Regions from separate parts of the Homo sapiens genome. Here region 2 is linked to region 1. A link is an interaction called in ENCODE POLR2A ChIA-PET data of the cell type or tissue named here. Cell type or tissue: IMR-90. All regions are shown on one strand.

The links. ChIA-PET counts read pairs that join two places held together with the same protein. Peaks named below come from ENCODE experiments on the same cell type or tissue, not always from the same donor. Only the 100,000 strongest peaks of a DNase experiment are listed, where the experiment ranks them.
Region 2: POLR2A ChIA-PET joins it to region 1 with 5 read pairs; 1 of 35 experiments calls an interaction of 5 or more read pairs at or near these places.

The regions. Positions count from the first base shown.
Region 1 is chr22:37,515,686-37,518,185 of GRCh38, forward strand. CARD10 (caspase recruitment domain family member 10) reads right to left here. Exons shown (of 20, transcript NM_014550.4): 2 at 2,286-2,423; 3 at 288-613. Among named protein-coding and RNA genes, the nearest start is that of CARD10, 2.5 kb to the right of the region's middle. In IMR-90, no CTCF peak of the experiment used is centred here; no DNase peak of the experiment used is centred here.
Region 2 is chr22:36,422,672-36,425,171 of GRCh38, forward strand. No RefSeq gene overlaps it. Among named protein-coding and RNA genes, the nearest start is that of MYH9-DT, 35 kb to the left of the region's middle. In IMR-90, no CTCF peak of the experiment used is centred here; a DNase peak (open chromatin) is centred at 1,350; H3K27ac peaks cover 670 bases.

The sequences.
Region 1 (2,500 bases):
CGTTTGACAGCATCCCTGGCCTCTACACACCAGATGCCAATAAATCCCCACTAATTGTGACAACCAGAAATATTTCCTAGACATGGCCAGATGTTTCTAGGGGGTCAGAATCACCCCCCATTGAGAACCACAGTCATAACCCAATGAAGTAGGTACACCGAGCACTAAAAGGACTTATCCACGTCAAAGAGCCAGCAATGGTGGCTCTGGGACACAGGCTGGCTGGCTACTACATTGCAAAAGCTGCCCCTTCCCTTGCCTCCCCGACCCATCTCCCCAGGGCCTACCGCCAGCTGCAGGTCACGGCTGCGAAGTACAGCCGAGTTCTTCTCCTCACTGAGCTGTGCCAGGCGCATGGCGATCATGTAGTTCTCATCCTTGAGCCGCAGCAGCTCCAGGCTGCCCGCCTCCCAGTCCTCCCGCAGCCGTTGACAGCGCTCCTGAGCCTGCTGCTGGTCCCGCAGCCGCTGCTCCAGCCCTGCCCGCTCCTCCTCGAGCACCCGGCCCCGGGCCTGCAGTTGCTGCTCCCGCTGCAGCTGGCTCTTGCGAGCTTCCCGCAGCCGTCGCACCTCTGTCATCAAGAATTGGGTCAGGCCCTCAGGCCCCTCCTCATCTGCCAGGACAGAACAGGGGACAGAATAGGCAGCTCAGGCAAGTAAAATCCAGGAGATAACATACTGTGTCAAAAAACTCAAACCATAAAAACACTAGAGGGAAATTCTGGAATATATTTGTAGAATTGGGAGCAGGGGAGGTCTTCCTAAACAACACACAAAATCCAGGAGTTATAAGAGAAAAAAGATGGACAAATCCATATAAAAATGTTTAAACCTTTGAAAAATGAAAGATGTAACAAAGTTAATAAGCAACAGAGTGGGAGAAAATATAACAAGAACTCAGAGCCGTAATATATAAAGAGCTCCTACAAATCAATAAGATCAACAACCAAATAAAAATATGGACAAAAACTATCAATAGGCAAGTCCCAAAATAAAAATAGTTAATAAATACAGGAAAATATGCACCAACCTATCAACAATAATTACAGTAGCTACTAATATTTGTTAACTTCATTCTTTGTGCTAGATATATCTTAATCTTTATGACAACACTGTAAGGTAGGTACTATTATTGTACCCATCTTAAAGACAGAAAAACTGAAGCACAGAGCAGTTATTTACCCAAGGTTTAATAACTAGTAACCTGTGAACTGTATCACTCAATGAAATATAAACTTAAAACAATAACATTATTTTTTACATATCAGAATGGTAAAAACGTTTAAACATGATCCCCAGGATTCAAATGGGCCCTTACACATTCCTGGTAGGAGGTATGTTGATTTAACAGTTAAAATACACAGACTCTTTGAGAAATTCTTCTCAGAACCTCTTCGCCTGAGACACATTTGCACAAAGACGCACATACAAGGATGTTCCCGTATCGTTGTAATAATACAAAACTGGAAACCTAGGTATCCATCAACTGGAAATGGGTTAAATGAATTATGTCCTAACTTCACTAATGAACAGTATGCAGTCACTTAAAACAAGTGTATGTAACAGAGGTGAAAGAATCACTAAAATCAGTTGTTCTAAGAAAAAGCAAAATACACACGTAGGCGTGTGTGCGTGTGTGTATGTGTTTGTGTTTTTTATATAAAAAAATTCAGCTAGGCGCAGTGGCTCACGCCTGTAATCCCAGCACTCTGGGAGGCCGAGGCAGGCGGATCACAAGGTCAGGAAATCAAGACCATCCTGGCCAACATGATGAAACCCCATCTCTATTAAAAATAAAAATACAAAAATTAGCAGGGCGTGGTGGCCCATGCCTGTAATCCCAGCTACTCGGGAGGCTGAGGCAGGAGAATCGCTTGAACCTGGGAGGCGGAGGTTGCAGTGAGCTGAGATCGCGCCACTGCACTCCAGCCTGGTGACAGAGCAAGACACTGTCTCAAAAAAAAAAAAATTCAAAGTCACCTGGAGCCTCTGTATTTTTTTACATAAAAAACTATACATCTGTGTATGTCAGACATATGTCTGAAAACAGTATCACGAAGAAAGAGCCATCTTAAGCATGTGGCTCTGAACTTGGAATAACGGCACTAGCACCCAGCCCCACCCTCAGCCTACCGTGGGGCCCTGGGCAAGCCCCTTCAGCCTCTCCATGCCTCAGTTTCCCTTACTGTTCAACAGGCATAGTGGGAGCGCCTCCCTAACAGGGATGGGGAAAGGAGCCTGTGCACTGGAGTCCGAGGTGCCAGCATCCACCGCAGATCCACTCACCGAGGATCATGGAGCAGCGCTGGGCGGGTTCCTGGCCCGTGAGCAGCGTGAAGTGTTCGGGGTAGTAGAACTCCAGGGCTTCCAGGAAGGCCTCATAGCCCCTCTTGCCACGGCAGCGCAAGATGTCCATCAGGCGCCCTACAGAGTAGTGGGGGGATGTACCCAGGGTCTAGGGGAAGGCCTCCCCAGGTGCCTGGTTGCTTCTGCCCCCACCA
Region 2 (2,500 bases), 1.1 Mb before region 1:
TGCAAGTGCTGAGGACGTAATGCCCTTTGGGAGCAGCTCTCAACTTAGCCTGTGCTCGCTCAACGCTTGGGCAAATAACTGGGAGGTCCCGTTCACTAGGTAGATAGCTCCTGCTTCCCTTCTCTGTCTCACTCACCCACTCCCTTATCTAAGTTGCCTGGGATCACAGTCCAAATCAACCACATGTACTCAAATTTTTGTCTCTGATCTGCTTCTGCTTCAAACCAAGTTAGGATCCCCAAATGCAAAACAAGTACCAGCTATGGTCCCAGGAGGCAGGCGGGTCAGTGAGGGCTGAGCTGTGCAAGGCGGGTCAGTGAGGGCTGAGCTGTGCAGGGGCCTTCCCCAGGGGTGGGCCTGCACATGGGCCTTGAGCAATAGATTACTTTATTATTTATTTGTTTATTTATTTTTATTTATTTATTTATTGAGATGGAGTTTTGCTCTTGTTGCCCAGGCTGAAGTGCAATGCTGCGATCTTGGCTCACTGCAACCTCCACCTCCCGGAGTCAGACAATTCTCCTGCCTCAGTCTCCCAAGTAGGTGGGATTACAGGCGTGTGCCAGCACACTCAGCTAATTTTGTATTTTTAGTAGAGACAAGGTTTCACCATGTTGGTCATGGCTGGTCTTGAACTCCTGACCTCAGGTGATCCACCCGCCTCGGCCTCCCAAAGTGCTGGGATTACAGCCGTAAGCCACAGTGTCTGGCCTCAATAGGATACTTTAACAAGGAAAGGATTGACCAAAACATGGTTAGGTTGGGCGAGTAGGGTGGGGAAGGAAGGGACTAAACAGAAAAGCCCAACTAGAGAGGGAAGCTCATGAGCTGAGACACCCGGTGGTGGGACCCTGACTTGACAGTGCTCTGTCCCATCCTCCATGGTGACCAGGTTGCTCAGTTGCAGTGCTCTCCATATCTTCCCTTTTCACCCAAGACTATGTTCCTCTTTTGACCAAGAAAGTAGCCCAAAAGGGATTGTGGTCACTTTCTTATCAGGCCTGTGGTGGAGGCAGAGGATACACGTCAGGCCTTTCCCAGGCCCACGGCCCCAAGCAACTCCTCCAAGGATGACATCCCGGCTCTGCCAGGGCCACTGCAGGACACCTTCCAAACTCTGAGCCGGACGAGGGAAGGAGCTCCATGCAGTGTCCTGCGATTCAGGCCCGATGCACAGTGGGCAGCCTGTTCCTAGGGAGTGGGCACTGGGAAGGGAGTCCAGCTGCTGACTTACGGCATGGCCTCACCCAAGAGTCTTTATCCTGAACTTCTTCAGAATTTCCTCCTGAATTTCTTCAACAACATCCACACATCAAGATCATGGGACAGGATATGTGAAAGAGCTTCATGAACCACAAACCATAAACAATCGTGCAATTCAGCTGCAAGTTATTATTCCAAAGGCTTCTGGGGGGCAAAGCCCTGTCCTTATTCCACATTGTGTCCCAGAGCCTGGCACAGGGCCTGATGAATGGCAGGAGCTCAGGCTTTGCTTGTTGAATGAATGAATGAATGAGGGAATGAATGACAGAGTGGATATGTCATCCAGTTTGACAATTCAATCCAACCAACTATCGCTGAGGGCCTACTATGTGCAGGAGCTGGGCTGGGCACTGAGGAAAATCACAAATAACAGATGGGGTTTTTTTTTTTTTTTTTTTGAGACGGAGTTTCACTCTTGTTGCCCAGGCTGGAGTGCAGTGACGCGATCTTGGCTCACCGCAACCTCCGCCTCCTGGGTTCAAGTGATTCTCCTGCCTCAGCCTCCCCAGTAGCTGGGATTACAGGCTCCTACCACCATCCCTGGATAATTTTTGTATTTTTAGTAGAGATGAGGTTTCTCCATGTTGGCCAGGCTGGTCTTGAACTCCTGACCTCAGGTGATCCACCCGCCTCAGCCTCCCAAAGTGCTGGGATACAGGTGTGAGTCATCGTGCCCTGCTTAAATTTCAGTTTCTTTAAGCCAACTGAGTCAAGTTTCTGTCATTTGCAAAAGATAAAGTCCTGATTAACACACTTAAGTTTACGGATGTAATTCAGTAACACCCCTTCTCAGGGATGCCTACCCTGAACACCACGTGGCTCCTCCCTGCTCCAGCACTCTCTCCTCCTACCATTTGGTTTTATCCTCTGCTTGTTGTTCCTTAGCATCTTGCGTGTGAATTGTGCCACTCCAATAAGATTTGAGGCACTGTTTAAAAACTTTGTTTTTGGCCATGTGCAGTGGTTCACGCCTGTAAACTCAGCGCATTGGGAGGCCAAAGTAGCAGGATCCCTTCAACCCAGGAGTTTGATACCAGCCTGGGCAACATGGCGAGACCCTGTCTCTACAAAAATAATAATAATAAAAAAAAATTAGCTGGGTATGGTGGAGCACGCCTGTGGTCCCAGCTATTCAGGAAGTTGAGGTGGGAGAATTGCTTCAGCCCAGGAGGTTGAGGCTAGGCTACAGTGAGCTATGATCACACCACTGCACTCCAGCCTGGGGGACAGAGCAAGA